Regions from separate parts of the Homo sapiens genome. Here region 1 is linked to region 2. Evidence: read pairs that join two places in POLR2A ChIA-PET (ENCODE). Cell type or tissue: OCI-LY7. All regions are shown on one strand. Each heading gives the region's core, and the rest is flanking DNA. Links, peaks and the distances in the headings are about the cores only.

The links. Peaks named below come from ENCODE experiments on the same cell type or tissue, not always from the same donor. Only the 100,000 strongest peaks of a DNase experiment are listed, where the experiment ranks them.
Region 1: POLR2A ChIA-PET joins it to region 2 with 16 read pairs; 2 of 35 experiments call an interaction of 5 or more read pairs at or near these places.

Annotation. Positions count from the first base shown.
Region 1 is chr7:7,912,688-7,929,453 of GRCh38, forward strand. LOC124901586 (a long non-coding RNA gene) reads right to left here and starts at 10,534. Exons shown (of 4, transcript XR_007060206.1): 1 at 10,419-10,534; 2 at 7,450-7,608. RefSeq lists an enhancer at 7,890-7,939. In OCI-LY7, for the core only: no CTCF peak of the experiment used is centred there; DNase peaks (open chromatin) are centred at 8,024, 9,374 and 11,354; H3K4me3 peaks cover 3,791 bases; H3K27ac peaks cover 5,086 bases.
Region 2 is chr7:7,767,359-7,784,124 of GRCh38, forward strand. The region is part of intron 2 of UMAD1 (UBAP1-MVB12-associated (UMA) domain containing 1); the gene reads left to right. Among named protein-coding and RNA genes, the nearest start is that of RPA3, 57 kb to the left of the region's middle. In OCI-LY7, for the core only: no CTCF peak of the experiment used is centred there; DNase peaks (open chromatin) are centred at 5,353 and 6,753; H3K4me3 peaks cover 2,180 bases; H3K27ac peaks cover 1,854 bases.

The DNA of each region.
Region 1 (16,766 bases), core at 3,889-11,888, 150 kb after region 2:
TCTGGGATGGCACTGGAGAATTTGCATTTTTAACAAGTTTCTAGTAGATGCTGATGCAAATACTGATGCTGCTAGTCCAGGGACTACACTTCGTACATCGTGGATCTACATTCTACAGAATCATTGGCTGGGCTAGCTCCTCCTTTGCAAGGAGGCAAAAAGAAATGCAGATGTTCAGTGTCTAGAACTTATCCATAAAGTAAAAATAATAGGAAGAATATACATGTTTTATTTTAAACCCAAGATATAAAGGCGTTTTTTCCCTTATAATGATTATTCTTCAAATCATCTCTATACACCATAAGTAAAGTTAAAAGTGCTAAAGGAGGAAAAACTATTGATATTTCTATCAGAACACATAAAAAGGTTAATTATGGCATGCACGTCTTAAAGATCTCCTTGCCATCTGAGCCATCTCCAGAAATACTTGCCATAGAACAGAAATAGAAATGATTATATGAGTAAATTATCACCCACACTCCTCGCATGCATCATTTCATACCACAAGCCTTTTCTCTTTTCAAGGAATAATGGTTTTACATTTTACTTTGTGATGGCACTCTAATTGCTAAATATAATAGGGGCATTATGCTACAAAGTTAAAAGACTCCAAGTGAAAAGATAAGTCAAATATAGTAATTTCACACAGCCAATGATTCTTCAAAGTATGCTTCTCTTTTTTTCCAGCTGTCTCCCAATTGTGAACTCTCACAGACTCATGAAAATTGAATACTAAGGCAGAGAAAAGCTAACAGGGATCCTAGAATATTTCTAGTCCAGGAGTCTGTAACTATGATCTACTGGCCAAATCTGGCCCACCACCTGTTTTCATAAATAAAATTTTATTGGAAAATAGGCATGCCCATTTTTATTGAGAAACAGCCGTACCCGTTGTTTACATATTCTGTGTGGCTGCTTTCGCACTATAATAACAGAGTTAAATAGTTGCAACACAGACCATGTGGTCCAAAGCTGAAAATATTTACTATCTTGACCTTTACCAAAAAAGTTTACTGACTCCTGCTGTAGTTCCAGCTACTCACTGGACAGATTAGAAACCTGTCTAGAGGGAGAGAGTTGGGGAGGGCAGGAGAGAATGGAGGGAGAGGTAGCTCAGGTTTCCACATTCAAATAGAAACAGGATTGCAGAATGTGAGGCTTCTCCCTAAGCAACTCCTGTAAGAGCTTTGGTCCACTGAAAGCCAGTCACAGCTGCCCTTCATGTATTAGTAGAGAAGGGGACACTGGAGTAAGTTTGTATCTCGTTATAATTTTCAAAGAACCTCTTCAAATGTCCACCCCAAAAAGAAGAGCAGTGAGACAGAAGTGTGCTTTGATGTTAGTCCAAAGTGTTATTTATGGCATTTATTTGCACACGTATACAAAAACACATTAGCAGCCTAACCTTTGGGGCTCATTTCTAATAATGAAAAAGTCCTTTTTCATTGATGAGGAAATCATTAGGATCATCTTGTCTTTCAGAAAGTATACTAGCATTCTGTCATGTAGTATTCTCCATAGTGCCCAAAGCTTTCAGGAGAATATGCCTTATAGTGGGAATTCTTATTTCTTCAAGTTATTAGTCACTAAATTGACAAAAGTATGTGAGTGTGTGTGTGTGTATGTTTACATTGCTATTTTACATAATTTATATATCCACGTCTAAAATAAAATGATATAGTGGTGCTAGGTGTTCCCTAATCTCTCTCATTTATATGTTAAAAATATATCTATTCTGTAAATGAACAGAAGCCCCAATTCCATGGTTTCAGGTAAGTGCAAAGATATTTACAATGAGTTAAAATGGAGTATTGTCACAAAAAAGGACCGTTATTTTATTTGGTCATTCATCAGTTCTTTATTGGGTACCTCTTCTGTGCCAGGAACCCACTGTACTGACATGATACGCACCAAGAGGCTAAGAGGATCTCGTAATCTGATGGGGTGATGGGGGAGGTCACATGCAATACAATGTCTGCAAGTTCTGCCTTGGAGAGAGCCCTGGAAGAGACATTTGAGTGAAGTCCAAAAGATGAATAAGGGCTTGCCATGCAGATATGCACATGCTAGGGAAATGAAATTCACTTTTAATGTTAATTCTCCTGGGAGATGTTCTTGACTCCTTAGTCCAAACCCCTTAATATCCCTATTCTGTGTTCCTATAGCATCTATCTATCACAGGACTTTTCTGTCTGCCTGGCATTCAGTAGGTGTTTAGCAAATGAATGAATAATAAGTGAGTGAGTGAACACATGGAGTGAGTGAATTATGAGTATACAAAAGTCAGAGGTGTGAACCACTATGGCCTATTCTTGGAACTGCATATATGGCTAGAAGATAGGGCATGGGGAAGGAGGGACAGATGTACCGGGATATGAGGCTGGAGAGGTAGGTCAGGGTAAGATTGTGGAGGACCCTATATGCCAATCTAAGAATTGAATTGTATTTATTATTTCAGCAATTTCATGTTGGCCCCCATTCTGTGCCAATCCTGTGTTAGGCTCTGGAGACACAAGATTCAGCCCTTCCCCTTGTAGACCTTACTGTTTCACTGAAGCTACATATATATATATATATATATATATATATATATATATATATATATATATATATATATTTTGTTTGTTTGTTTGTTTGTTTCAGAGACAGAGTTTCGCTCTTGTTGCCCAGGCTGGAGTGCAATGGTGTGATCTTGGCTCACCACAACCTCTGCCTCCTGGGTTCAAGTGATTCTCCTGCCTCACCCTCCCGAGTAGCTGGGATTACAGGCATGCGCCACCATGCCCGGCTAATTTTGTATTTTTAGTAGAGACGAGGTTTCTCCATGTTGGTCAGGCTGGTCTCAAACTCCCGACCTCAGGTGATCTGCCCGCCTCAGCCTCCCAAAGTGCTGGGATTAAAGGCATGAGCCACGGCGCCTGGCCACTGAAGCAATATTAATTGTGGATAGGATATGGGCCCTGGATGTAGACTGCCTGGGTTTTAGTTTTAATTTACTCCATACTAGCTGTGTGGCCTTCAATTTCTCAATGCTTCGGTTTCCTTATCTTTAAAATTGGAGTAATAATAGAACCTACCTCATAGTTACTGTTGTGATTAAAATGAGATAATATGTGTGAAACTTCCTGGCACATAGAAAGTACCCAACAAATATTAAGCACTCTTTTTACTGGGGAAAATGGACATTAAACAAGTAATTAAAAGTGTGATGGGGAATTGCAGAAGATGAGGCCCATAGTGCAAAGACAATGTAATGGTGGCAGGTGGTGGTGTGCTGTGGAAATGATCTGGAGATTCAAAGAAGTACTCTCTAATGGAAGAATGGGTGGAAATGAGACTGGAAAGGAGGCAGCAGCCAGCTCATGGAGAGGGTCAGGGTCAGATTTTGGACTTCATTCCAGGGTCATTGAGAGCCACTGAAGAGATTAAGCATGGGTATGACAAAATCAGAGTTGTGAATTTTTTTGTTTTTGAGACAGGATCTCTTTCTGCCACCCATGCTGGAGTGCATTGGCATGATTAAAGTTCTCTGTAGCCTTGATCTCCTGGGCTCAAGCAGTCCTCCTGCGTCAGCCACTTAAGTAGCTGGGACTTCAGGTGCATGCCACTGCACTTGGCTAATTTTTTTATTTTTTTGGAGAGATGATATCTTGCTGTGTTGCTCAGGCTGGTCTTGAACTCCTGAGCTCAAGCAATCCTCCTGCCTTGACCTTCCAGAGTGCTAGAATTACAGATGTGAGCCACCATGCTTGGCCCAGAGTTGTGCTGTTAATAGATGAAGAGAAGTGGACAGATGTAAGAGATTGCAGGAATCGAATTGACAGGAATTGGTGATTGATTGACTATAAGATGAGAGGGGAAAAAAAAGAATGTAAGATGACTCCCAAATTTCTGGATTGAGCCATTGAATTAATAGTGTGCCATTTACTCAGGATCTATGAAAGGAGGAGCAGACTTTCAGGGGCCGTTGAAGTTGAACTGCCAGTGCAGACGGTGATGGAGCTTAGAATATAAATGGGCATGGAACCTGGATGTGGATGAGATTGTCAAGGAAAACATTTAACAAGAAAAGACAACCAAGATGGAATTCCGGGTGTAGAAGAAAACCCCAGAGTAGACTGAGCAGGAGTACTCAAAGAAGTTGGTTAAAAACTAGGAGATGGTGATATGACAGAAACCAAGGGAGGAGAAAGGAGGGCATGGTCAACATTATCCAATGCTGCTTCATTTTTTAATAAGGATTAAAAATCGCCCACTGGATTTGGCAATTAGATCTCTTATCAGGGTCATTTAAAACTCTTCTAGATCCTGAACACAGTGGTTTCTGAGGATCCAACCACATATTACAGCAAACATTAAAATGCACCAAACTCCATATTAAATTTATGTCATAAAAATTTAGGAGATTAACCTTTTTCCCTTTGAAATTATTACAAATTAAAATGTTCTATTTTCTTCTGTATTTGAGTCAGTCAATTTTTAATTTTTCTAAAATGTTTTTCTAAACATTTTTTTTCAAACATTTTATAGGTTCTTGAAAATGTGGAGGACCTAGGCTGTCATAAATAGTGACCATATTCAGGCTGGGCACGGTGGCTCATGCCTTTAATCCCAGCACTTTGGGAGGCCAAGGTGGGCAGATCGCTTGAGGTCAGGAGTTCGAGACCAGTCTGGTCAACATGGTGAAACCTTGTCTCTACTAAGAATACAAAAAATTAGCCAGGCGTAGTGGGGGCTGCCTGTAACTCCAGCTACTCGGGAGGCTGTCTGGAGAATCTCTTGAACCCAGGAAGAACAGCCTGCAGTGAGCCGAGATCACACCACTGCACTACAGCCTGGGCAATAGAGCCAGACTCTGTCTCAAAAATAAAATAAACAAAACAGATAGACCCACATTCAGAGAAGGCTACAGGGGCCATGGAGTGAATGAGTGATGGAGCCAAGACAGTTAAGTATGAACTTCTCTTTCCCAGACATAGCAAAGAAAGGAAAGAAAGAGATGGAGAGAGCAAAGAAGGCCGTAAAATCCAGGTAGAACATGATTTATTTAAGATTGGAGTTTTTCACATGGCTTAGAAGAAAAATGTAGCAAAAAAAATTGATGACTCAGGAGGGAGTAGTAATATTTGATCAAAATGCTGCTTAAGGAGACAAGAAGAACAGATCCAGAACATAGGTAGGATTCACCTTCTTTAATGTCCCTCTTTGTCTGAATCCAGATGGAAGGAGGTGTAAGAACAGGTGGTGGATAGGTGCTCACATCCTATAGCTATCATTAATAATGAAATGTTAAAATCACAACTCTCTCAAGTAACTGCCACCACCATTTGGCATTGTTCTTCTAAAGATCGGAGACTACAATAATGGCAGCAAAAGGTCCCAGCAGTTAACAACTCTGTTTCATAAATAATTTCAAACTACTCTGTGATGCAGAGTGCTGTGTAGATGCCTGTTGGGGTTTGGCCCCTGATTCCTTTATGAGCCAAGAAGAGTCAATGTACTCTCTCTATAATAGATGTTGGCAGTAAAATGCCCACCTGTGTCAAGCAAATTGATTTGTCAAAAGCACCATCTGATAAATTTGTCGATTTACAGAGAAGGCAGGAGCTTTATGGGAAGTGCATTAACTCTTTGGGGCCCTTGGGGCAACAGAACTAAATCATTGCTGCAGTACTAAATGATTTCTCTAATGGCCCCAAAAGTAAATGCGTCCCCCAAAATCTCAGATGTTCCCAGGTGGTCATTCACCCTCTGAGACTTAAAATGATTACAAATACTTTTCAAGAGCTATATCGGTGGCCCAGTTCTCACTTTGCAGATAGGGGAACTGAAGTTCATTCTAGGCCAGTTAGTAACAGTTTAGAGTAGATACTAGCCAGCTTAAGTGGCCAGCTAATAATTAGCATTGCTGCTCTGACACCAATAGATATTCCAGTGATCATCTCAGTAAATATTTGTCATTTGAAGTGTAACTGCTCACAGTAAAAATACTCCATATTCATTCCCACAGAGTAGACAATTAGCTCCAATAAGATTGACTTATTGAATGTCCTTTTGCAAAAATTTTATTTTAGTTGTGGCTTTTTTTGTTGTTGTTAGATGGTTGTCAATTGTAGAAATAGAAATGAAAACTCAATAAAGAAGATAGGAAAACTTTGTGATAGATGCTGGAAGTAGGTCTCAAATTTCATGAGCAAGTTTATTAAGCTCATACACTGAAGACATTGGGTCATCTTTGGAGGTGTTGCTTAACAAGCCATGAGTGTTTCAGAGCTGAAGGGGGCCTTGAAAGCCTTAACTCAAGAGTGCTTATTTTACAAATGAAAAAATTGTCTCTAAAGTGGCCCAGCCAGGCCTTTTGCCTTAAGCTTGCAAAGTGAGAAAACCTGTTTACATAAAGACAACACAGAATGGGGGTCAGGGACTCCCAAGACTTGAAGACTAGTGGCCACAGAAAGGGGGAGAAAGCATTGTACATGGTTATTATTATTATCCAGATTGATTGTAAAAAGGCCCACCAATTCTTGGGCCTCTTCCCTCAAAAGGAAAAGACAACACATACACACACATGCACACATACACACACACACACACACTCACCTACACACATAAAGCAAAATTAGTTACCAAATGATAAGCATGTAAAACTTGAGGCAAAGAAGTTCTATTCTGGGCTTATCCACCTCTAACCTCAAAGCTTACTTGCATGGCTAACAGCTTTTAGGAACTTCATGACCAGATACTCAATTGTAAATTTCTCTAGAAAGAAAAAAATAAAAGCTACAATAACAAAATGTACTCTGTAAGCACAGTTGAACCTTGAATATTTTTGATGTTGCTTCCCAGTGTATTATGAATGTGTTATTATAAGGTTTACATAGAAGAGCAATGATCTGTGTAATTTCTTGCCTAAAATGGTAGTCTTTTGGTCAGTTGACCAAGAATGAGAACAGCTTAGGGTTCTGGGATTGCATGGAATGAGACATTGGTTTTGTTTGTTTCGTTTTATCTTGTCATTGGCGATTAGATTTAGGACATAAGTGCCAAAATAGGCCATTTTAATCAACATTGGGACTTCCCTGTTAAAATCTTGGCTGAGTTCAGTGAGTTTCACAAACACATAAAAAGCAAGCTTAAATACTGGCAGAGGGTGGCCTGAAAAGGAAATTCAGCTTTCTTGCTGAATATTATTATTAATCAAAATAAGTATAAGGATCAAATAATTATAATTGCATTAAACTCTTTGGGGACTTGAGACTTCTGTCATTTCTATAAACTAAGAATAGCTATTATTGAATTCACTTATGAATCACAATTCCTTACACTTATTTGTCATCTTACACATCACAAAATGCTTTCACCTGTTATGATTTGGTTTGATGTTCACAGTGCAAATGTGCAGGACAGGTATTATTAGCCCCGTTTAATAGATGAGTGAGTTGAACTTACGAATGGTCAAGAGCTCTTTCCATAGGCAACATTGCCTCTAAGATCCTCTTAGCTGTCCCTTTGTGATGAATAATCACTTCTTTGCTCAAGGAAGAACTAGGCCTTCAAAGGTTGCTGTCATTTTATATAAATGTTGACTGAAGGTGTGCACAACCTGACCTGGAAATACAAGAAGTATGTCATTGACATATCTTTATGATATTCAAGCAGGTTACCTTTTTTCTACCAATAATAATTGAAATAAATTAAAGAGAGTACAGATTAAACATATGTTTTCAATTGATGGTGGGAATGTAAAGAGGCTCTTAATGAATTTGTTAACGGCTGTTTCCATTTTGCTCAATGCTCGGTTATCAATGCCAATGAGTTTTGGACTTTGATCATAATAACATTTACCTGTTTCTTTAAAAGCTGTTTTTTTTTTCATACTGAAGGTTACCCTAGTTGCATAGTGCACTTTTGCCAGCCTGATGACGCTTCTGAATGCCTCCAGACCAGTGCTCCCTAAGAATCTGTAAACTATTCTTTTCATGCCAGCTGTTGTGCTCCTTTTATTCCCCCAATTTGCATATGGTGCTTTACTGAACAAGAGAGTTTTTCTTTCGGTTTCACCCAATGCAGGTGTGCAGTCATTCTGTGAGAGCTTTTGTAATTGGCTATGTAAATTATCTCTCAGGTCCAAGGGCCAAAAATATAGTTTTTCATAAAGACAATAAAAAACCACAATATTTATATTTTATTTTTTTTCAGTCTTCTGAGAAAATCTTTCTGCCAGTAGCAACATCACAAACGGCATCAGTCATTGTGGGAAGAGTTGGCAATTATTTTTCTAGCTGGTGTAGGTTCGTAGAAAACAAAAATTTTCAAAAACCATAAATACGTAATAAAATGTATTGGCTTACTTTGCTTTCTGGAAAAGCCCACCAAAATTTCTTTTTTGTATTTACTTTTAAAATCTTCCCAGATACTTAAGAATTCCTGGACTCTATATCCTCTCAGCCACTGTTTTTTATTTTCTCCTGCAGTCATTTTCTATAATATGCACTTATCTCAGACTCAGAACACCAAACTGAAATAGGTGGAAAATTTTTCTTTTTTCCTCAGTTATATTTATGTGTACGGATGCTAATTGGGGTAAAATGAAGGTACTGTGAATCTTCAGACATTATAGAAGATCTGGGCTTGTCAAAATTTAAGTGCCCTTAACCTTTATTAAGTATTGTAACCAGAAGTCCTACAGATATATAAAAGGTCAAATATTTATCATGTGTACAAATCTGACCCCAATAATAATAGATTATTTATCCTACAGCTCTTTTAAAATGTCAAAAATCATATCACATCTCATATAAAGAAAATATGTGATTTTCATGAAAACTAATTTCATTAATTATTCAGATGTCACTAGCCACCAAATTTTAGATGATTTTGGACTTAATTCCTTCTCAATAAACATAAAATAAATTAAACTTTTATTGATATGAACTATTGCTTTACTCCAAATTTTCACAGTCCTTAAATAAAAATATAAAGCAGGAACTCAGACATTTTCGCCAAATGGCTCCTTTCACCCTTAAGCTTTGTTCAAAGTTTTGGCCAATTCTATGAAAGCCCCAAAAAATAAAAAATAAAAACTTTCTCTGCTCTGTCCTTAAAAACTTAGTTTCCAAGTTAAAGTTTATAATCACGTTAAAGTCACTTGACTTTTAATGTTTACATTTTATAGAAAGAAAAAGGAGTATTTGAGTTGGCTTCTAGTAGGTTCCAAATGAGGCAGAGTAGAGCCTTAAATTTCTTGTAATGATCAGAAGGCAATGCATCCTTTTTATTATGTGGTAATCTGTTGGCTGAGTTCAGATTGCCAACCTCTCTGTACCCTGCTTTGGTTGACTAGTTGGCTCACTCCTCTGGATGTTACATAATAGCCTGTGCTGGTAGAGAAGGGGACTCAGACACCAACTTTAGGCTCAGACTGACTTGAGAGAGCCATAGTCTCAATTGGCTTTGCAGAAAAAAAGTCATGTTGTACCATAGACATGAGCAGTTTTTCTAAATTCTGTCATTTTAAATATGTCTTCTGGTCACTTCTCTTAGTTCTCTATTGATCAGGCCACTGGAGAAACATAAGGATTTTTACAAAGTGTTTGTCTTTCCAGGAGACCGCATTCCGGATATGAAAGTATCTAATCCCCACACACTTTCCTAAAGATGGTGCTAAGTCATCTTCCCTCACTCATTCTTGCTGGAGCTCACTCCCATGTTCCTTTTGTAGGTGGCATCTATTTCTTATCCACTGTAAATTGTGCCAACCTGCTTTCTTCAGCAGATTGTTGGTGCTAAATAAATGGTGTGATTTGTAGTAATAATGGTGATGATAATGACTCTTAAAACACCTAACTAATCCCAGTGAACTCTCAGTGATGTTTAGGCTGTGGAACACATGGTTGACTAACAGTGATAATGACTGAAAACGAGGTGATAAATTGCTATGCAGATTGTTGATGGCCTATAATTGCCTTAAAAGGGGGATATTTTATAACAGACTAATCCCATTTAAATAAATGTGTGTGTAGCATTTTAGATATATAGGACTGTATCTGTATTTTTTAATAATAACCAGCTCCCTAAAATACAAGATGCAAAACAACTTAGATAAACACTCCTTAGGTCAAGGGCCATGGGAGGTAAGAATTAAGGTTGTGTTTGCTCTTTCTTGAGTGTTGCATTGTTCCTGGGTCGGTAAGCATAACTTTAGAGACTCCACCAATATAAACACGAAACTACCTAGTTATGAGCCTGTGTTTACACAGTCCGGATCAAAAGCACAGACACTCAGGTTCATTTGCATTTGCTGCCAAAAATGTCCTAATTCTTCTTTTGAAAAGGAGCAATAATTCATATTTTGATGCCATTTACTCCCAAGGTTAATTTATATTTACAAATTTTATAACAGGCCTCATGTTCTTTACCATGTTGCCAGCACTTTCTTTTCTTTTGAGTTGCATTGTTCTTTTCTAAGGAACTGATTGTGTGGCAGATCGTCGGATCATTGCAGGGAGCACAGATGAAAAGCCTGTTATTCCAAAGGATTAAATTGCAATTCTTAGTGAACCATTGCCAAGCGATTTTTTTTTTTTTTTTTTTTTTTTACAAACCCGAGGAGGATTGGAAATAGGAAATGTTATGCCTTGAAAAGGGGTGGGAATGGTTGAATGGATGAGGAAGGACAATCATCCTAGTAAGTGTTATTAAATTCTCTTCAAGTAAAATCATGGAGCAAATAAATGATAAAATCTGTAAAATATCCAAATGGTCAGGAATAATAAGTAACTGAGTTTGTAAAGAAGTAATAATATCATGGGATAGATTTTGATTGAATCTATCCCATGATTCAGTAAAAATTTACTCCTGATTTTTATTGAATGTAGCATGTAGCATTAATACACAAAAATAATTAAAATTCCAGCTTTACTTTAGCATTTTCAGGGTTCAAGGACTATGGGGGCAGAGGACCTAAGATTTGCAAATCACTTCAATACGACCTCTTTGGGGAAGGATAGAATGTAGTAGGAAAAAAACAATGAAAGGGAATCTCTATCTTGGAGCATGATAACTGAGCACATTCCCCAAAATCTGACCTGAAATTAGGAAGAGAAATTAGTTCCGTTTGAGGTTCTAAACACCAGGAAAGTTTCATATAACCTGAGAGGGGACAGGATAAGTAAATTTTGGAAAGAAAACACCATAAAGAAGAGATGTTTCAAAATTCAATTCTGAAATATGTTAATGAACTCAGAGGAAGATAAAGGATTTAAATGCCCAATGTAATGGAGAAATTAGAGTAAGGAGGAAAGAAACTGACAATTTACCGTGTGCTCTTTGCAACAGGCAGCCTACAGGATGCCATTGTGGTTTCTGTTTGTGTATTACTCTGAGAATCAAGAACAAACTCCACATGAAATGCTGTAATAAAGAGTTGAAAAATATGCACTGAAAGTATACCATGTTTCAGGCACATATCAAGCATGATGGTACATGCTTGGGATTAAAAAGATGGATGAGATACAATACCTGCACTCTAAAAGTTCATAGTATTTGGGAGAAAAGAGAGACATACAAGAGGATGATTGCAGTCAAAACATTGGAGCAGATGCTACAAGGATATGTAATACAAATGAAGTTCAAGAATCACAACTTGCTTTGCCTGGGAAAATCAATAAATGCATTGAAAAAGGGGTAGTGTTTGAGTTGGGTCCTGGAGGATGAGTAGTTCTTCAGGCACAAAGAAGACAGATGCAAAGGATAAGGTGCATGCAGTGTGATAAGTTCAGAGTTGCCTGGGTTGAAGGAGTCAGCAGGAGAGGAGTTTGGAGGTTGGTGGGGTTAGGCTATTGAGGGCCTTTTGTAGTTGCTGAGGGGTTTAACTTTAACCAGTTAGGTGCAAGACAGTGTTACCAGCTTTAAAACAAGAGAATGATCCAATCAAATGTGTGTCTCAGAACAGAAGCTCTGGCAGGGAGGGATAGGATGAGGCTGAAGTCTGCAGGTAGCAGTCAGGAGGCAGTTGCAGCAGGGACAAAGGGGAGATGAGAGATCAGATTCCATAGATAGTTTGGAGATGATATGAGTAGATCTTTGGGAGATATTAAATGTTAGGAGTGAGGAAAAGGAAAAGTTGAAGGGGTTTGCAGCTCCTAAGGTTGTGATACCACTAACTGAAATAAAGAACACTGCAAAAGGAATACATCATTTATGTCTACAGCAGGGCAGTATGGGGGGTGGCATGCAGGGAAGGCTAGCAGATAGGTTGTTAAAATCCTGCCTGTGTAGTGGAGAAGACTACAGCTTGGAGAGAACCAACCAGAACAGTGTTCTTACCCTGCCCCACCCTATTGTGTCCCTGAGGAGAATCATGGGTCAAGAAACATTTGATTGGAATTTTGCTAATTTTTTATCTATTAAAAATGCTATTTATTTTTATTGATTTATTTATTTGTTTTTTTGAGATGGAGTTTCGCTCTCGTTGCCCACCCAGGCTGGAGTACAATGGTGTGATCTCGGCTCACCACAACCTCAGCCTCCTGAGTAGCTGGAGTTACAGGCATGCACCACCACACCACGCCTGGCTGATTTTGTATTTTTAGTAGAGATGGGGTTTCTCCATGTTGATCAGGCTGGTCTCAAACTCCTGACCTCAGGTGATCCGCCCACCTCAGTCTCCCAAAGTGCTGGGATTATAGGCATGGGCCACTGCACCTGGCCACAAAATGCTATTTTTAAAACAGGCACATTCAAGCCTGCCATGTACTGAATATTATTACAATAGAGACCAACAACATGCCAACTCGTCTCAGACTAACCTAGAATGTGGCTCTCAGAACAAATGAAGTTCCCTCTCATTACTTATAAATGGAATAGTGTCCTGATATTACAAGGCAACTTGTTTAAAAACTCATATTTTTACCATTTCCAACAGCTTATTTTTGTTGTCAAGAAAATCTCAATACTATGCAACTAGTAAGAAATCACAGAAATATCAAAACAGTCTTACTTTTCCAATTCATTGATATGCATAAATATGATAAATTTAAACTAATGAAATGTTTATGAAATATTCTTATTTATTTCTCATAGTCTATCTGATATATTAATAGTTTGGATATTTGTTGCTGCCCAAATCTCATGTTGAAATATAATCCCCAATGTTGGAGGTGGGGCCTGGTGGGAGCTGTTTGGGTCATGGGGGCACATCCCTCATGGCTTGGTGCTGTCTGCGTGGTAGTGAGTGTGTTCTTTCTGGGCCCATTCCCTCTCTGCTCCTGCTTTCACCATGTGACATGCCTGCTCCCAATTTGCCTTCTGCTTTGAGTAAAAGCTCCCTGAGGCCCCCCTCAGAAGCCAGGCAGGTGCCATCACAATGCCTCCTGTACAGTTTGCAGAATCATGAGCTAATTACGTCTCTTTTCTTTATAAATAACCCCGCCTCCGGTATTTCTTTATTTCAACACGAGAACGGCCTTACACACCATCGTATATGGATTGTGATTATTCATAAGATTTCTTTGGGTTCTACTTCTTAAAAAGTTTTAAAAACACTGAATATAAAGTATATATTACATTTATTTCTCCTGAAATTTATTTCTCAGATTGTTAATCAGGTCTTCAATTTTTGGACTCATTTAAAATTCTAAAATTGTTCTTTTGCTCTTTTCACACACATATCCATATTCTTCTTCTGGCTCGCCACTTCTCCTTCTGAGCTTGGGATTTATGCAAGACAATAACGGGAACAATCTGATATGGCAGCATAATAACCAACCAAAATATGTCTTTTCTGTTTTTCATTTTGCTTGATCATGACAACATCAAAATGCAAGAATGGGTGAACTGTTTTGAAGTCTAGGTTTTGAAAACACTTGTTTGCTGGTGTGGATGTGTGTGCATTTTTATATTTAACATTAATAGCAGCTTTCTCTGTCATTTTTACACTTTCGTTTCAAAAACAGTGGCCTGGACAGATCCTGGCAAAATACATTACGTGGTTATGGTAGCAGCTAAAATGTTTGTGGAAGAATAAAAATGTACATTAATACAATTTACACTTATTTTATTAGTTTATGTAATCTTATATGAGCAAGAATCAACTCTTCTGTTGTATATAACTTTTTAATATGTTATTTGAACTTCATCAACAGCTTCTTGATTGGGTCTCAAGCATTAATCAGGCCCCTCACAAGTACTATGCGAGGCTTAAACATCTTGCATCCATCATAAAGAATAAGTAGGACCATAATGACTAATCACATTAGCATAATTTAAAAATGCAGAGCGTGAATAGCTTTTTTCCCCAAGATTTGTAGTAAAAACATATGCACAATAAGACTGAAATGATTCATTACACCATTGACTTGTTTATATTATAACATATTTATGTGCCCGGCAGAATGAAACCATAAAACTGCCATTAATGAGTACAGGAAAGAGGTTCTGTTTTTAACTAAATTACATGAATTCATAATGAATACATTTTAAAAAAATTATTTTAAGGAAGGGATCTTGCTATCATGTTGTGTCCTTTTGGGACATTACAAAACCCATTCTCATCATAGATCTTTTTTGTCATCTACACTTTGCACTTTTCACTTAGGCTATAAGTAAATTTAGCAATTTATGAACAAGTTTCTGCCCTTAAAGCCAAACAATAAGTTGCAGGTGGAGTCACTTCGTATTGCAGAAGCAAACAGCTAAAGGAAAATGTATTCTTAGGGGAAAAAACAAGAACAAAAACACCTTTTTCTTTGTAGCCACTTACAAATAAAAAAAATCTTGCCACCCCAATGGATATGAGTTCACTGGTCCCCTCTCGGAACTTTGGGATGTCTGCTTTAGGATTGAATTTGTCTGCTAAATACTATTTATTGAGTGTCAGGCACTGAGCAAGATGCTTCAGAGGCAACAATGAAAAATGACAAACATAGTAGTGACTTAATTGCCATTGCCTTACCATCTGGTAAGAAAAGCAGAAAGAGAAACAGACATTTAAATTATAGTATAAAGATTTTATCATGGAAGAACAAGCAAGGCGTCCAGGTGCAAGGACAGTGTTGATACCTGAAGGTAAGCAGGAGTTTGCCATGTGAAAGGGCATGAGGGTTAAACAGAATTATTCCAGGCAGAGGGTAGTATTCTATGTGGAATGTTTAGGGAACCGAGAATAGTCATTATCAAATAATTGTTGAATACATGTTGACTGCATATAGCTAAACCATAAATCCCAAGAAAAAATATAGCAAGAGATGAAGCTAGACAGTATTCAGGGGTCCAGATTTATTCACTTAACCATATTCAGGAGCTAGGGAAATATCAGTGTGCAAGATAGACATGGTATTTTCTCTCAGGGAGCTTATTGTTTAGTTGGGGAAACAGATAAAAATAATCACAATAATAATGTCAAATTGTAATGAATGCAATGAAGAAAACAAACAAGTTGCTAAGAGACAATAACAAGAACTTACTTTAAATGGGATCAGGATGATACCTCTGAGGAGGTGAGATTTGAAGAATGAGAAGGAGTCAGATCATGAAAGTCTGGGGAACCTTATTAAGGAGCTATGGCTTTATCTTGAGAGTTACGCATGTTTAAAGATTTTAAATAGGGGAAAGATGTCATCAATTTGCATTTTAGACAAATCACCCTGGCTGCTATGCAGAGTCTGGAGATGAATAAGTCAGGAGGTAGGGAAACAAGTTGGATGGTGTATTTGTCTGTTTCATTGCTATAAACGAATGCCTGAGACTGGGTAATTAATAAAGAAACGAGGTTTATTTGGCTCACAGTTCTGCAGGCTATACAGGCATGGTGCCAGCATCTGTTCAGCTTCTTGTGAAGCCACAGGAAGCTTACAATCATGGTGGAAGGCAAGGGGGAAGCCGGCATATCACATAGTGAGAGACGGAGCAAGAGAGAGAAGGAGGAGGTGCTAGGCTCTTTTAAACAGCCAAATCCCGTGTGAACTCATAGAGTGAGAACTCACCTGTTATGGTGAGGACAGCATAAAGCCATTCATAAGGGATCTACTCCCATGACCCAAACACCTTTCACTACACCCACCTTCAACATTGGAGATCACATTTCAGCATGAGATTTGGGGGGGACAAACATCCAAACTATATCAGATAGCTTTTCCAGGAATCTGGGTGAAAGATAATTTCCTAGTGCTAGAATATTTTAGTCACTGTGGTATTAGGCAGGGATAATATTAAAATACTTAGCTATTTTGGCATAAACATTGATCCATCAGAATGGATGCAAGCCTTAGCACTAGAGCAGAGTCTTCAGGTGTCTGCTAGACCAGGCTGGATGGGGCACGTGGACCCCAGAGGTGGAGCCAGCACAACAGGAGCTTAGGCCAGCAGTTCTTTAAAACAAATATGGACATATTTCAGTATTTTAGCAACAGATGCTGCTATACCAGCCTAAGAATTAGGTATAGAGAGCCAGGGAAATATCCAGGAGATGATTAGGAAACAGAAGGCTTACGTTTTGGTAATGCGAAAGAATGCCAAAGGGAGGAGTTAATGATTAGGCTCTGGTTTCTGCTTGGGAAACCAGGTAAACTCATGTATGTATTTATTCAATCATATTTGCTCAGCACTTTACATTTAAGACATCTATCTGAGAGACTTGCAATATCAAGTGGGCAATTGGATATATGAGTAAGGAAATGGGGGAATGATCTGGGCTGAAAAAGTAAATTTGTGAGTTTCCAGCATAAAGATATCATTTAAAGCTATAGAGTAGATGAAGTCCCCTAGGG
Region 2 (16,766 bases), core at 2,994-10,993:
TCATGATCCGCCTGCCTCGGTCTCCCAAAGTGCTGAGATTACAGGCGTGAGCCACCGCGCCCAGCCAGAAATTAAGCTCTTAAACAAAAGTAGGATTAAACAATGTGCGTTGCTAAGCATGTTTATTTTAGGTTTCAATTCCAGAGTAATAGTAGCTGGAAAGCAGCATTTTTACACAATTTAATAAAAGGATAAATATTTTTTCACGAGATCATCAGTAGTTTAATATGGATTTTGTAGTAAAGTGCCAGCTCTGGATCATAATAGCAACAATAACCGTTACCACTCACAACAGTAACAGTTAGGGGCCAGGTACTGGTTTGAAGAGCCTTGTTTATATTTATGAGTTTAAGCCTCAAAATAATTCTTTGAGGTAGATACCATTATTATAACTCTGTATTACATATAAAGAAGCTGAGCCTAAGCAACTTGCCCGAGGTTACAAAGCTAGTGAGAGGCAAGGCTGAGATGAGATCCCAAGCAAGCTGGCTCTTCACCTCTGTGTTCTACTGCCTTATATCCTTAAATACTGTATATGCTTTCTTGCTTCTTCATTCTAGGAATTAGCTGTCTTTCAGATATGTAAATATTAATTTGTGTAGCACATGTCATACTCTGAATGTGAACATGAACATACTGGTTTTTCTATTATGACTTTTTTTTCTTATTCATGACTTTCCTATCTTAGAAAGGCTTCTTTTTAAAATTTCTAGCCCATAGGAACCTGGAAATTTATTTGTTTGGGTTCTTGTGTTTGCTTACTTTTTAATTAATTAATATTATGATTTGTTTTTATATGCCCAATACCCTGGCAGATTTATCAAATTTAAAATGAAAATTTAGTCAAACTCATTGCCTAAAAATTTTATTTTTCTGTACCTCTGGAAAAAAATGGAAACAGAAAAGCAGCCTTCATTCTTCCCATAAAAAGAGAACAAGCATAATTTTGCCAAATGTGTGTTTTGAGAGGGATTTCCTCATTTCTTAACTGCAGTCTAACAGAAGGTTATTTGGGCTTACTTGTCCCACTTCAGACTTCTTACTGGAGCAAGTATTTCTGCCGTTCTGAACTCCACACACTGTTCTCTTACATGTCTAGGCTGTTTGCTTCCTCGGACCATGTTCCTGGATCACTTTCTTCTTCTGCCTATGCATTTCTGCTCATCCTCCGAGATTAAACTGCCATCAGCTTCTCTGAGGAGGCCTGAAAACTCCTCCTGCTCTGGAGGAATTGCTGCCTTCAATGTCGTGCTTCATTTTATTCGCTCATGTGTTTATCAATTAAACTCCTTGAAGACAAGTGTTATTTTTTTTCCTCCTACTTGTTTCACTGCTGAATCCTCAGCACTGAAAGTAGTGCCTGGTATATATTAGATATTTCGTATTTGTTGAATAAATAAATAAATGAATGCATAGTATATTATCGCACTTTACTATATTATATGTAATAATTTTGTACTTTCTCTTCTTCCCCAGACAGTAAGCGTCTTATGTTATTCATCTTTGTATGTTTTCCAGTGTCTATAACATATTAATTAAGTCAGTAGCTGTTTGCTGAATTAATGAGTGAGCAACTAATTAATACCTATAGCTCTCTGTGGTATTAGATGGAGATGATTAAAAGGAGGGGGCTAGAATGAGTGGTGACTAAAAGGACCAGTGCATTGTGAATTTCTGAAGTCTGAATCAAGAAAGGAGGAGCAGAAACACCAAGACCAGATGTCCCTTTTCATTCATCTGTCCAGAAATTTAGCTTTTGTTTGGCTGCAATTTGCACATTTGGGCATACCAGTCAAGCTGAGCTCCAGATACTCATTTGTCTTTTAGGGTAACATGGTTAGGGAAATAGTTGTAGAGATAGGAGCTCTCAGTGAAAACTCAATAAATCTGCTTCTGTCAATTAGGGAGACTAAGTAGCTTTAACTTCCATAAAAATCTCAAAAATAATTGCCCTTTAATGTTCTTTTTTTTAAGTTTTGGAGAACTTTAGAGGATTATGTTTTGAATTTAGATTAGGGAAACAAGGACCTGAGGAATGATATACAAGTTTATTAAACATGATGGGGTGGAGGGGATGCTTGATGATACCCATTATCCCCTTTTCTTCATGCGCCTTAGAGAGCCTCCCCCACTGACAGGATGGGCGTTTGCTGCATATCATATGATTCCTTCCCCAGTGAAATGCTCGTCGAGTGCTTGCTGTGTACCCAGCTTATTGGTTTGGTGGGCTGCCTACCCAGGCCAATCAAATTTATTGTGGAATGTTTCTTTTTGGAGTGAAGGAAGACAGAGGGAAGGAGAGGGGAGTAGGGGGAAGTGCATTTATGTAGAGGAAGCAGCATGTCCTACGACGGAGTCCTGATAGTGTGGCATGTTCTGGAAATGGTACAGTATGTTCATTATGGTTGGAACACACATTCTAGGAGAGGAAGAGGGACTAAATTGCACTGGCCCTGGGGAAATTGAGCTAAATGGATAAAAGTAGGCATTGAGAGCTGTTGGTGATTTATAGCCCATCAGCACCATGATCACACTCTTCCCGCTTCTCCTGCTCACCACCTTTGCAACCAACTTTCCTCTCACTGTGCTGATTGTCTCTGGTACAGATTTATGATTTCCAGCCTCAGCTCAGTGCTCAGGATGACTTTTCTTTCCCTTTTTTATTCTTTCAGACTTATTTCTAATCAGCTGCTTTCTTCATTATTAGTAGTGACTGTTCCAAACTGGAACCGCTGTTCTCAGGCAGTCAGCCCTACTTATCCCCTCATTTTAAAGTAATAATTTACCTCCCTTCTCATATTTCTAAGGAAATAGATAATATCTGGCACATACTCCCTCGGCTTGCCTCCCCTCCGTATTCAAACTTACCTTCATCACATTCATCCTTACCGTCTTTCTTTCTCCCCCAGAGGCAAGTGCATCTATGAAGCCATCCCCTCCTCCAGGGCTCTGGAGCCTGCCTAGCCTGCCTAATGCTCTGGGACCTTGCTCTGTTTATCATTGACTCTCATTCCTTTCTTACCACAGTCCCTTTCCTTCCATCTTATAAACATTTCCCAATCCCCGTTGGCATAAAAACACCACTGTTCTCAAGATACTGCTTGCTTCCCCTTGTTTAAGCAAGAGAGGTAGATGGTCTGAGTATGTAGGAACATTGGCTGTGATGTTGAGGGGTGAGTCAGGGAAGGCAGAAATTAGAGAGAAAAGACCAGTTAGGAGGGTGTCGAATTAAGGTGATGGTGATGGAGAGGAGACAAGTTTGAAAGGCATCTAGGAGGTAGGATTAATTACAATTTGACATTCAGTGATTATGAGAGTTGAAAGAATGATGATTCTTGTGAATTGAGAAAGTACAGAATGAGGAGGTGCACATGTACCCTAAAACTTAAAGTATAATAAAAAAAATGAGGAGCAGGTTTTATGGAGACGATCATGAGTTCACGATCGTCTGGAAGTGTTGAGGTGAACTGCTCTTGGACATCTAGTTGGAGAAATCAGGTAAGCAGTTGAAAGTATGGGGCATATGATGTATAACTTAAGAAAAATATTCGTTATTTAGAAATGGCTTTGGTAATTAAAGATGTCTTGGTGTATCTTGAGTTAGTCTTGGATAAGATCCCCTAGAGATGGAGTGAGAAGAGAGCAACCCTAGAGAGTAACACAGGAGGTGGAGGAAGAGGACCCTGTAAAGGAGCCTGAGAACAAATGGCAGAAAGAAAGAGGGCAAATATGAGGTAAATTTTTGTTAGATGGAGGTTTTTGTTAGTTTTTTTTTTTTTCTTGGAACGCTTTGAGGACAAGGATAATTGTATTGACAGCTTCTAGCAAAACCAGCCTAAGTTGTATATACCCAATAACTATGTATTACATTGCATTATTGACAGGGCTTAATTAAAATAAAGTCTCATCACTTGTTGAGAACTTCCTTTGCCTGAAATCACATATAGCTAGGGTTTTTGGAAGGAATGAGGTTGTAAATGAGACAGTTTGGAAAGGTAAAATATCAATATATTGGAGCTATATGGCAAAGCTGATGGTTAGGGGGTGCCATCGCTGCGGCAGCCACAGGATGTTATTTTCAGTATAAACCTCTTTGCTGATTGAGGTGATTTTGATTGCTGTCAGGTGTGAGAGAATAATCATTGGCTGCTAGCAGTTTTGCCACTGAAGTTGGGGGTTCACAGATCTGAACATTTTCTTGTACTTTAAATCTCCATAATGTTTTATCACATTTGAATTCCATTGCAACCCTCCAGTGATGAGTCAGAATTAAAAGCTGTTCTAAACTAGATTATATTCTTATGTTTCTACAAACAATCTTCTTAAGGGCAGGGATAGAAATTAGAGCAATCAAATAATTCATCCAAAGCCACTGAGGGCATGGTTTGGCCTCACATTAGCTATGGCCCACTTAGGGTCTCCATGGGTGGGGGTGAGAGTGGAGGGGCTGGTGCCTCAGGAGCTGTGCAAGGTTACCCATAGGAGGTGTGCAAAGTCTTAAAACTTCTATTTATAAGCAATTTTATCCTATTCTTAACAACTATTTTTGTATATGTTTAAAAATGTGCATTAGATATTAGTATAGTGCTCCATGCTTGTAGGTATATATATCTATATATATATGATTTACATAAATATGGCAGAAGCATGCTCTAACATTTTGAAATTGACAAGTGTGTGTTTGATTAAAAAAAAATACTTTGGAGACCTCAAGATTAAATTGTGATTACTGTTTGAGCATTGTAAATTAACTGGGAATATTTAGAAGTTTCTTAACAAACTTGTGTCAATCATTTTAGCTATTATTAGATTTCCAGTAATAGCTAAACCTTTGTGTTTTAGTTGCAAAATGCAGATGTGTTTCTTGACCTTAATTCCTTACTATGGATTTTAATGGAGAGCCTTAAAACACAAGTTGAAAACCGTTTGTTGTACTTTTTGTGAATATGCTGAAGTTTTCTCATGAACTAACTAATGCCTCTCCACATACGGTATGTTCTTTGCAGTCATTCTTTAGTCACAGGCAGTTTAAGCTGTTAAATAGTATCTTGCTTTGAAAGGTAGGCGGATGGCATTTCTATCTTCTGGTACATCTGGTAAGTTAATATATACAGTCTCTGAGTATCCTGCAGGGACCTGTTTTTACATGCATACAGGGATGTTTATGTAGAAATCAAAGGCCATGAATCAGAAGAACACAACTCTTGTTTCCAGTGTACTGGAGGCTTGAAAAAATTGGCTTTGAAAAATTGAAAGTAGTGTGGTTTGTTTTTATTGTGGAACCGATCAGGAAGAACAATTTACAGTCATTGCCATTCTTCACAGATGAATGGAGTAGAGGTGCCTGCCTCGTGAAATGGAGCAGCTGCGCCCGTTTTCTCTGGGCTCACAAAAACATTTGCTTTTTAATCGAGAACTTTAGATGGTAGGGTACAGTTTGTTTTCATGATGGAAGTGGTCAGTTGTGCCTTACCAGACAGCTGTAGTGTAATTAAGAAAAACTGTGTGAAAGTGGATTAGATATAACACAAGAAGCCTTTTTTATTTTTTTTTAAAGAGGGGTTTCCCCTTAAATTTATTCATTTTTTTCTTTAATGGTTCAAAGGAGAAATACTGCTATCATTCTGGTCCACAAGATTTTTGCTACTTCAGGATATCATTTAGCTCTAGGAAACATGAGATGCTCTGCTATAGAATAATTGCTTGTTTTTGTAACAAGTGCAAACTAAAAACTACAGGTTTTAAAGATGATTTAGTTTGTGAGAGATTTGCCTTCAAAACAAAGCTTAAAATAAAGAATTGCACAGTTATATTTACATTAACTTTAATGCATTTTAAAAAGTGACCTACTTTTATAATAAAGTTGTGAGGCTGCTTTTTAGACCTGCTTTGTACACAAGTTGCAACATTAGGGGATCTTTAAAAACTGTTAGGGTATTAGCTTTTTAAGACCAGAAACCATGAGAGGAGAAAATTATACTTTTCTTGATAAATTTTAAAATGAGTTAGTCAAATAATAATGAAATAAGCTGTTGAAGTGTTGATGTAGCTAAATGTGCAACATTAGGCTGTCAATTTACTTTGAAGAGCATACACTTACTTTATGCAGCAGACTTTGAAATAAGAATAGAAATGCCTTAATTTGCATCACAGTCTACAGTAGCAAAATGACTTTCAAGGTCAGAGGGAGCTTAATTTCTAAAAAAAAACACAATAACAAAACCAAACAGGAACCTATTGTGTTCACAAATAACCAAGATTTATTTGTACTAGACACTTAACCTTTATAACTTTTTATACAGATTGCCCAACACACTAGAAACCAAACTTTTCATCCTAAGCAAAGTAAAGGTGCCAGTTTCAGGTTTGCTTTAAAACATTTTTATATGTTGATTTTCTGGAGGAGACTCTTAGGCTTTATTTCAGTTAGGGGAATTTGGAAGGCTGGTTGAAGGGAGGAGGTGAGTGAGGAGTTACAGCCCAAATGCTCTTACCATTTCCAGCCTTGCAGCCCTGCCCTGGGAGGTATTATAAGGAGGACGAGTCTATATTAGATTGGTTGGTTTAGAGAAGAACCCTGGCTGCTGTTTCTCTCTGGCTCACTGATGGCGGCTCTCTACTGATTTCTTTTGTCTCTCCTCACCACAGACCCTAAGAAAACACTGAGAATCAGGCCATCCATTCTAAATGGCAAACCATGGCTGCAGCTTGATAGCTGGTGCTTTTTCTGTTTGCAAACTGAGTCCTCAGGTGCACCAAAATCTTCTTCCCCTTTCTCTGAGCAGCTTCTCAGGCTTAGATGCTACTCTGACTTCTCGACAGACTTCTGCTTCTGTAGAACATGAGCAATGTTGTTTAGGAAAGAATGGAGCAGAGTGTGGGGTGGATTAGAAAGGTAGAGTAACAATTAAGAAACTGAGGCAGTTTTTAAGGTCAGAACAATAATGAAGAGCATTGAAGGTAGATAGCAGCAGGATGCAGCAATAGAATTATGGGACATGCTAATTACTAGAATCAGAATCAAAAAATCTGGATTAAAGTTCCAGCTAGCCTAGCGTTGTGGGAAAGCCATTCCCTCACTTTCTGTTTCTTCATGTATAGAGTGGAACCTGTTCTACATACCAAACAAGTTGTAAGTCTCAAAAAAGAAAGAGAGAGAGCTTGAGAATGTGAAAGTGTTGTGAGGTAGTATAGTTATGGAACTGTTTGACCCATTTATGTCCTTTTTTTGGGAACTCTTGACAACCAAGGAAAGAGAATACAAGAAATATTAAATTTTACTAACATAGATTCTTTGTGAGTGCTCTTAAAGCTGTTTGATAATCCCACTACTTATCTCTGTTTGATTCCCAACCCACTGCTTTCTCATAACACCAATTTCAACTCTTGTCATCCTTCTCAAGCCCCAGGCCCAGTTCCTTCTATTTTAGTCTCAGTAGATAAGTTCTTCCCCAATTTTGCCAGGAAGGTTGAGCAAAGCCCTTGAGTTTCCCTGGCCACCATCTCAAAATGTATTTCTTCACTTAATTTCCATCTCACTTTCTGTCTCTTCCTCGCAAAGGTAACCTGTATCCTTATCACATTCTCATCCCATTTCTTCTCTAACCTTTCTTCATCAATTATTTCATGTCTTTCTCTTGTTCTTTTAATCTCCTCTACCGGTCCTTCCTCATAGCCAAGAAACCCTCTTTAAGTTCACTGTCATATGTGTTTCTTCCATTTTCACTGCCAAAATTTTCCAAAGACTGATTTGAGCTCATTCTTTCTTCACCATTCATGCTTTCTTTTGGTCCATTTCAGTATGGCTTCTGTCTGTTCAAATAAGCACATGAAAAGATGCTCAGCATCGGTAGTTATTAGGGAAATGTAAATTAATACTGCAATGAGATACTACTTGATATGGTTTGGCTGTGTCTCTACCCAAATCTCATCTTGAACTGTAATCCCCATAATCATATGTGTCCTGGGAGGGACCCAGTGGGAGGTAATTGAATCATGGGGGCAGTTTCCACCATGCTGTTCTCATGATAGTGAGTGAGTTCTCATGAGATTTGATGGTTTTATAAGTGTCTGGCATTTTCCCTGCTGTCTCTCATTCTCTTTCCTGCCACCCTTTGAAGAGGTGCCTTCCGCCATGATTGTAAGTTTCAAGCCCTCCCCAGCCATGCAGAACTGTGAGTCAATTAAACCTCTATAAATTACCCAGTCTCAGGTATTTCTTCATAGCAGCATGAGAATGGACTAATACACTACTACACCCACTAGAAAGGCTAAAATTACAAAGACTGACCATACCAAATGTTGATGAGGATATGGAGAAATTGGAATTGCACATATTGCTGGTGGGAATATAAAATGTTACAGTCATTTTGGAAGTTTGGCTGTTTGTAAAGGAGGTAAACATATACCTACTATATGATGCAGCTATTCTACTTCTAGGTATTTACTCAGGAGAAATGAAAAAATATACTATGTGATTCCATTTAAATAAAAATCTAGAAAATGTGAACCTATAGTAATGGATAGCAAAGTGGTTGCCTGGGAATGAGTGTATAATGTTGGAAAAATGGATTACAAAGTAATACAAGGAAACTTTTCAGGGGTGATGGATCGTTATGTAGGTTGTGATGATGCCTTCACAAATATATATAAACTCATCAAATTTGATACTTGAAAATGTGTAATTTGTTATACACTATACCAAAACAAAACTATTTTAAAAAATCATAGAACTGCACACTGAAAAGGGTGAGTTTTATAGTATGTAAATTATCCCTCAATAAACCTGACTTAAAAAACAAAACAAAACAAGACATATGGAACCAGGCACAGTGGTATGCACTTGTAGTTCCAGCTACTTGAGAGGCTAAGGCAGAATGATCAGTTGAGCCCAGGAATTCGAAAGCAGCTTGGGCAACATGGCAAGACCCCATCTCTAGAAAAGAAATAAAAATATGAAAATGCAATCAATATGGGGAATGAGAGTGCAAAAAGTAATTGTTAAACGCTAATCTCAAAATATTGCATACTTTGTAAATCCATTTATATAGTATTCTCAAGTGACAGGGTTATACAGATAGAGAGCAGATTAGTGGTAGCCAGGTTTAGGGATAGTAAACCATGGGGAAAACTAGGTGACGGGCACACAGGAATTTTCAGTGTTGTTTTTGCAATTATATGACTAAAGAATCTGTATCACAAAAAGTTTCTTTTGAAAAGGCCTTTTAGATATTGTATTCTCTAATGTGAAACAAAGACAGCATGCCAAAAAATAATCAATCTTTATAATTAAATCTATAATAACGGTTACTCTGCAAACACTTGAAACTAAATTTCATAGAGATGATTACAATTTAACATTGTATTGTTGTAGACAGAAGGCACAGGAAGAATCATTTTCCAATTTCTGATCACCCTATCTAAATGTTCAAAATCTTAAATTCGTTTTGACTAGATAATACATATAAATGGCTAAAAAATATATGAAAAGTAATACACTGAAAAGCCTTCCTCCAACATCTGTCATCGATCCACACAGTTCTTCCTCCTCCAAAAGTAAACTACTACTGTTCATCTTTTATGTATTCTTTCAGAGTTTATGTCTACACGAGCAAATGCAGGTGTATCTTTTTACCCTCCTCCATGCTTGTATGCAAAAGGTAGCTTACTATACCAACTCGTTTTGCGCCATACTTTTTTCACATAACAATGTATCTTAAGACATTTTCAAGGTGGTATGCAGCTTTTTAATTTTTTCTTTTGACAGTTAGTATTGTATTATATGACTGTACCATACTTTATTTACTGATCTCCTGTCTAGCCATTTAGATCATTTCCAGACTTCCGCTTGTAAAAACAATACTACAGGCTGGGCGTGGCGGCTCATCCCTGTAATCCCAGTACTTTGGGTGGCTGAGGCGGGCAAATCACAAGGCCAGGAGTTCAAGACCAGCCTGGCCAACATGGTGAAACCCTATCTCTACTAAAAATACAAAAAATTAGCTGGGCGTGGTGGTGGGTGCCTGTAATCCCAGCTACTCGGGAGGATGAGGCAGGAGAATCGCCTGAACCCGGGAGGTGGTGGTTGCAGTGAGCTGAGATTGAACCACCGCACTCCAGCCTGGGAGACAGTGTGAGACTCCATCTCAAAAAAAAAAAAAAAAAAGAAAAACTACAGTTAATATTCTTATATTTATGTCATTTCATACATGAGCAAATATATATATATATATATATATATATATGTAATTGCCAGTATTTGGCTTTTTAACCTAGAAAAAAATTTATGTTGTTCAGTCTAATATCTGTAGAGTAAATGTTCACATATGTAATTCTTTGAGACAAAATATTTAGCATCCTTTTGATTTTCTGATCTACTTCCAGATACTCGTGATAGTCTGGATGTTTAAAATTTGTAAAAGGGAGTGGGGAACCTTTATTTAAAAGCTCCTTTTCAATATAGTTAAGGGGGAAATACCCATGTACACAGGGCTATTTCTGGAAATCCTTTACCAGTAACTTCATTCAGTAACATATCTAACTCTAACCCTGATCTAGCTGTGTTAGGCTTCCTTGCCTGCTAGTGAAAGCCTTTGCTCTCCCCTTATTAAAAGGCCTGAACATAAAACTCTGAGACTGTTTATCCTTCCCAAGTGGGGCATTGCAGAAAAATATCTTCTTATTCGCTATCAGTGTTACTCTCTATTGATCATCACAATTATTGCAACTTTAATATTATGACATTGTATGTCTTATGCAATATTAGGTTCTCTGAAAAAGGCTTTTTGTACATATGACAAATAGGTGGAGTATGCTCTTCTACACAGTGAGCCAACCAGCCGTCATCTTGGCTTCTCCAAAACTGGTTTTGTGTGTGTGTGTGTGTGTGTGTGTGTGTGTGTGTGTGTGTGTGTGTGTGAGAGAGAGAGAGAGAGAGAGACAGAGAGAGAGCGTAAATATGGCAAAGTTTAACAACTGATGAATATAGGTAAAGGTGAACAGTCTAGAGTGTTCATGGTACTGTTCTTTCAAATTTTCTGTAGATTTAAAGTTTTTCTTTTTTTTCTTTCTTTCTTTTCTTTTTTTTTTAAAGGCAGGTCTTGTCACCCATGCTGGAGTGCAGGGGTGCGATCACAGCTCAATGCAGTTTCAACCTTCTGTGATCATCCAATCTTAGCCTCCTGAGCAGCTAGGGCTACAGGCGTGTGCCACCACAATTGGCTGATTTTTTATATTTTTGTAGAGATGAGGTCTCGCTCTGTTGCCCAAAGTAGTTTCAAATTCATGGCCTCAAGTGATCCTCCTACCTTGGCCTCCCAAAGTGCTGGGATTTTAGGTGTGAGCCACCACACTCAGCCTAATGTTTTTCAAAAGAAAAAGTTGAGAGCATATTCTTTGTTGAGATTATTTATTGTGAATTAGGGGCTGCTGCTTCGTTACCTATTGTGTTCTTTTTTGTTTTGTTTTGGTGTTTCTAGGTTTGAAGACATCTTAGAAATTCCACTTCTAAATAAAAATAAGAATAAATGCTAATAGCAATTTATACTTATTAAGGGTTTCCTCTGTGCCACACGTTAGGCTAAGCATTTTATATGGATGATCTCATGTAAACCTCTTATCAGTCTATTATTATCTTCATCATTTTTCAGATAGGGAAACTCAGGCACAGTGAGGTTAAATAATTTGCCTAAGGTCACACAGCTATCATATGGTAGAAATGCTACTTGCCACCATTTCTATCTCTATATTTCTGTACTTCACCTAGGTTTCATTTGCCCTGGTCTTTATTTTCCTCTGAAGTATTTTGAAGTGAGAGATAGGTTATCCTCTGGCTCAAATTTTTAAAGAATTAACCTAATCCAGATAATAGGATGATGTGAAGGCCTCATGAAAACATAAAAATTGATATAAACAGGAAGAAAAATCTTTTTTTTAAAAAGAGATAGTCTAGCTCTGTCACCCAGGCTAGAGTGCAGTACTACAATCATAGCTGACTTCCTGGGCTCAAGCAGTCCTCCCTTTTCAGCCTCCCCAAGTAGCTGGGACTACAGGTGTTCATCACCACATCCAGCTAATTAACAACAAAAAAAGTTTCTACAGATGGAGTCTCACTATGTTCCCCAGTCTGGTCTCGAAATCTTGGCCTTAAGTGATCCTCCCACTTTGTTTTCCCAAAGTACTAAGACCATCCTTCCACTTTAAAGTACTGAAATTACAGGCATGAGCCACCATGCCCAGCCCCGTTTTTTTCCTCTTCATTTTCTTTTCCTTTATTTCCTTTATTTTACTTTATTTATTTATTTTTGAGACAGGGTCTCACTCTGCCATCCAGGCTGAAGTGCAGTGGCACAATCTCAGCTCACTGCAACCTCCACCTCCTGTGCTCAAGGGATCTTCCCACCTCAGCCTCTAGAATAGCTGGGACTACAGGTGCACACCACCACACCTGGCTAATTTTTGTATTTTTGTAGAGACGGGATTTTACCATGTTGCCCAGGCTGGTCTCAAACTCTTGAACTCAAGCGATCCGCCAGCCTCTGCCTCCCAGAGTGTCAGGATAACAGACATAAGCCACTGTGCCCGGCCCAAGTTTCTTAATATATTAATTTGCCAAGCTCTACAAACAAGAACTGCTTTGTGTACATACAGTAGTCAAAACTTGCTGGTCCCTTTTCTGAGTTTGCTTATTTGTTTATACACTGACTGGCCTGCCAAGGGGCATTATTGTTCTTTTTCTGTATATTTCCTGTACATTTCCCTCTCTGTTGACTCTTTGCTTTCAGAACTTAAACAGGTTCCAGTGTTCCTGTCTTAACAACCATTGCCATTTACTACACACATCCTCTAACCACCCCCATCTCTCTTCTTCAAACTAAGCTCTCCTCATAAACAATTCCTATGAGAGACCATAGGGGTATTTCCCCATTTCCTGCTGGCTCCTCTGTCCCTCCCAACTACCCCCACAGACTGTGCTCCCAGTGACCTCCTTTCCTTCTAGCAATTTTCCTATGCTATTCTTTTATTTACAAAACTGGAACTGTATTTTATGCACAGATATTTTATAGCTTGATTTTTTTCCTACTTTAATATTAGGGACTTTCTTTTTCCAAGTCATTAATTTTTAAAAACTTTCTATTGATGAATAGCATACATGCAGAAACATGCACAAACGATAAGTTTGATAACCTTTCACAAAATGTCGTTAGCGTCCAAATCAAGGAAAAGAAATTGCAGAATCCTAGAATCTCCTCCCAACCCACTCCTTTCAGTCACTTCATCCAACTTCCAAAGCAATCCTGACTTCTAACAGCACAGATTGTTTTACATATATGAAATGTATGTAAATAGAATCATATAGTGTGTACCTTTTCTGTGTCTCACTTCTTTCACTAAAGATTATGATGTTTGTGAGATTCATCCATATTGTTCCATGCACTTGTAGTTTGTTATTCTCACTGTTATATGATATTATATTGTGTGTTTATGCATTAATATGTTTTAAAACATAATGTTAATTCCTATGTAATATTCCATTGTAGGGATAATTAATTAACTTATTAATTACCCATCATTTTTGCCAGGTTTTCACTATTAGAAATAACACTATAATAAACATCTTTCTGTAAATACTTGAAGAAATTTCTGATCATTCCTTAGAATAAATCCTGGAAGTGGATTTACCAGCTAAAAGCTTATACATTCTTCAAAAGTTCTTGATACATATTGCCAAATTGCCTTCTAGAAAGCTTATACCTGTTTACTTTCCTGCTGGCACAGTACCTGACACATAAACATTCAATAACATTTTGTTTACATGAACTGGATGAACTAAATTCTTTTATATCTTAGAATCCTAGAAGCTGAGTTTTCTGTGTCTTTGATCTGCCTTCTTTCCAGTTCATTTTTGTTTTAATGAATTTATACTAAAAACAATTTAATAGTACATAGGGCGCAGCTTCCCCTCCCGACCTTATTCTTTTTCAAAAATAATCTGGTTATTCTTGCTCCTCTTTCTTTTTTTTTTAGTGGAAATTTAAAATATACTGCTGCATTCTGGAAAAATCACTGGAGATCTTATGAAATTGCATTGCTGGCATTTTCTTTACATTAATGTGGAAAAAAATGTCATATTTATATGTTTATAATCCTATCCAGAAATGATTCTCCATTTATTTAATTATTTTTTATGAAATGCATTTCAGTAAAGTTTTATAGGTTTATTGTTGCAGTAAAGTTTGATAGCTTTATTCTTAAAATTTAAAAATTTTATTTGTGAATATTTTATATTTTGTGACTACTGGGAATGAGATATTTTGTTTCCATTATAATTTCGTTATGTGAAAGCTATTGTATCTTCTATATTAATTTTGTATTCATCCTTTTTAGCAAGCTCTTATTAATGTTAACAGTTTTTCCCTTATAATACTTTTGGGTCTGTGAACATTTAATTTATAATTTCAGAGAGGGAGAAATTAATATGTAGAATAAAGAAATAGAAAAATGGTAACCTTGAAAAAATTAAAAAATAGAAATGTAGAATTCTGATCTGTTCTTTTAATGCATTGAGGTACTCATTTTTATCAGTTCTCAACTATTTTCTCTAGCTTTGTATTTTGAATGAAGCAGCAAGTCACAAAGTTAAACATAAAACTAATGAAGTTGTAGAATGTAAAAATAATCTATCATTACGTTAGGAAAAGTAGTTACGAAAACCACATTATTTACCCATTATACTACTCTATACTTTTTCCATTCTCTTATTTTTAAAAACTTCTCTTTTTATTATCTGTTCTCTATTTTGCTTCTCTGTTTTGTTTTTTTAAGAATACAATAGCTTGGGAATAATTTTTTTAAATACTAATGGAAAATAAACTTTAGGATAAATAAGGGAAAAAATAAAAATCTTTCAGTTTTCCTCTCGGATTTTTTTCTCACGTATTCTCATATACTTTTCTGTTCTTTTGGATCACTTTAGTGATTCTCTTCCTTCTTACAGCATGTATTCATCTGAATGCCTTCATACATGCGTGCATGTAAGATACCAGTATTTGTGTCAGGGGTTGTCTTATCTCATCTTTTTCCTCAGAGATAAGAAAATGTGTCTAAGTCGTGTGTCTACATGCTATTGCATAGATAATAAAATAATTTTTTATCAGTTTACTTTCAATTTTTAAAATTTTTTTTATTTTCTTTTTTATTCATTTTAAATTGTAGGGTTATTTTTTTGTTTAATCCTAAAGATAGTTTTAAGTACCTGTAAACTTGAACCACAAATGTAATCAGAAAATAATACTTTAATCCTAGTTAATCCACGTTATTGACCGTCTGTGCCTACAAGCCGAAACAATAGCAGAATGTCTTGTGTATAACCTCTCTCTTTTTTTTTTTTTTTTTTTTGAGACGGAGTCTCTTTCTGTCACCCAGGTTGGAGTGCAGTGGCGTGATCTTGACTCACTGCAACCTCTGAGTTCGAGCGATTCTCCTGCCTCAGCCTCCCAAATAGCTGGGACTACAGATGCACGCCACCACACCCAGCTAATATTTTTTGTATTTTTTATACAGACAGGGTTTTGCCATGTTGGCCAGGCTGGTCTTGAACGCCTGACTTCAGGTAATCTGCCTCCCTCAGCCTCCCAAAGCACTGGGATTACAGGCATGAGGCATCGTGCCCAACCTAGTGTATAATCTGTTATGTGGACCTACATACTCACTGGCAAAGTCTGATCTAGAGATTAACTGTCTTCTTTTGAGATGGTGGTTTTGCTGATTTTTAGGAAGAGACTATCTAGGGTCTCATTTAATCCTTGTAAGAGACAGGCTGGTTGCACCCATCTTGTCTAAGTTTGTAAAATGAAACTAGGTCAGATCAATTACAGATAGTTGTAACTTCCTCAGAATAGTCTGTAAGCCAGGGCTGTTGGTTATTAAAATACATTTTTTCTCTTATCAAAATCAAAGGAATTAATTATTTCTCATGACTGTAGAATTGGAATATGACAACTTGAGAATCCTATCTTTTGTAGAATAGAATAGAAGTTGTTTTTTTTTTTTTTTCTAAAAGAGAAATTCAGATGCTGCACGGTTTGTGTCTTTGGGTGTTTGCTGAGCTACGAGGCTGGGAAGTGAGAATCAGAATGGACAATCAGGACACTGTATTCAGATTTCACTTATAAAATGGGTTTGGAAATGAGGATGAAGGGCACTAGCCAAAATAATCTCAAAGGCTGCTTCCAGGTCTTAACTACCAAGATTTGTAGCTTAAAAACGAACTATTGGGAATTATAGAGGTAAACTGATGTGCTTTCATTAGAGAGGCGTAAAACTGGTTCTAAGTCCTTAAAAGAAAGTAGAAACAAAGCACCAAAGCCAGAAACAATTACACCAGCAGAATACTTAAAAACTAACAACAAAAAACTGTTTTCATAGGCACCCTGTTATACGCGGTAATGCAGTTTGTTTTGTACAATGTTATAAAATGATCAGTATACTGTACTTCTGGTTAAGCAAAATAAGACCAAAGACTGACACGGTATGCTGTCTACTCTAATTCAGTACATTCACCAAAAGGAGATGAAATTAAAGATGAAGAAGAAATTAAAGAATTAAGGAAGAAATTAAAGATGATAAATGGATCCAGTTTGCCTATGGCAAACTGATAGTATGCCATTCTGAAGGTGGATATTGCTTATGAAGAAAATTTTGAGTGAATTGTTTCCTTTTATAATTGTATTAGAAGAAGTGTGGATCTTGACTGTAGACAGACTTTA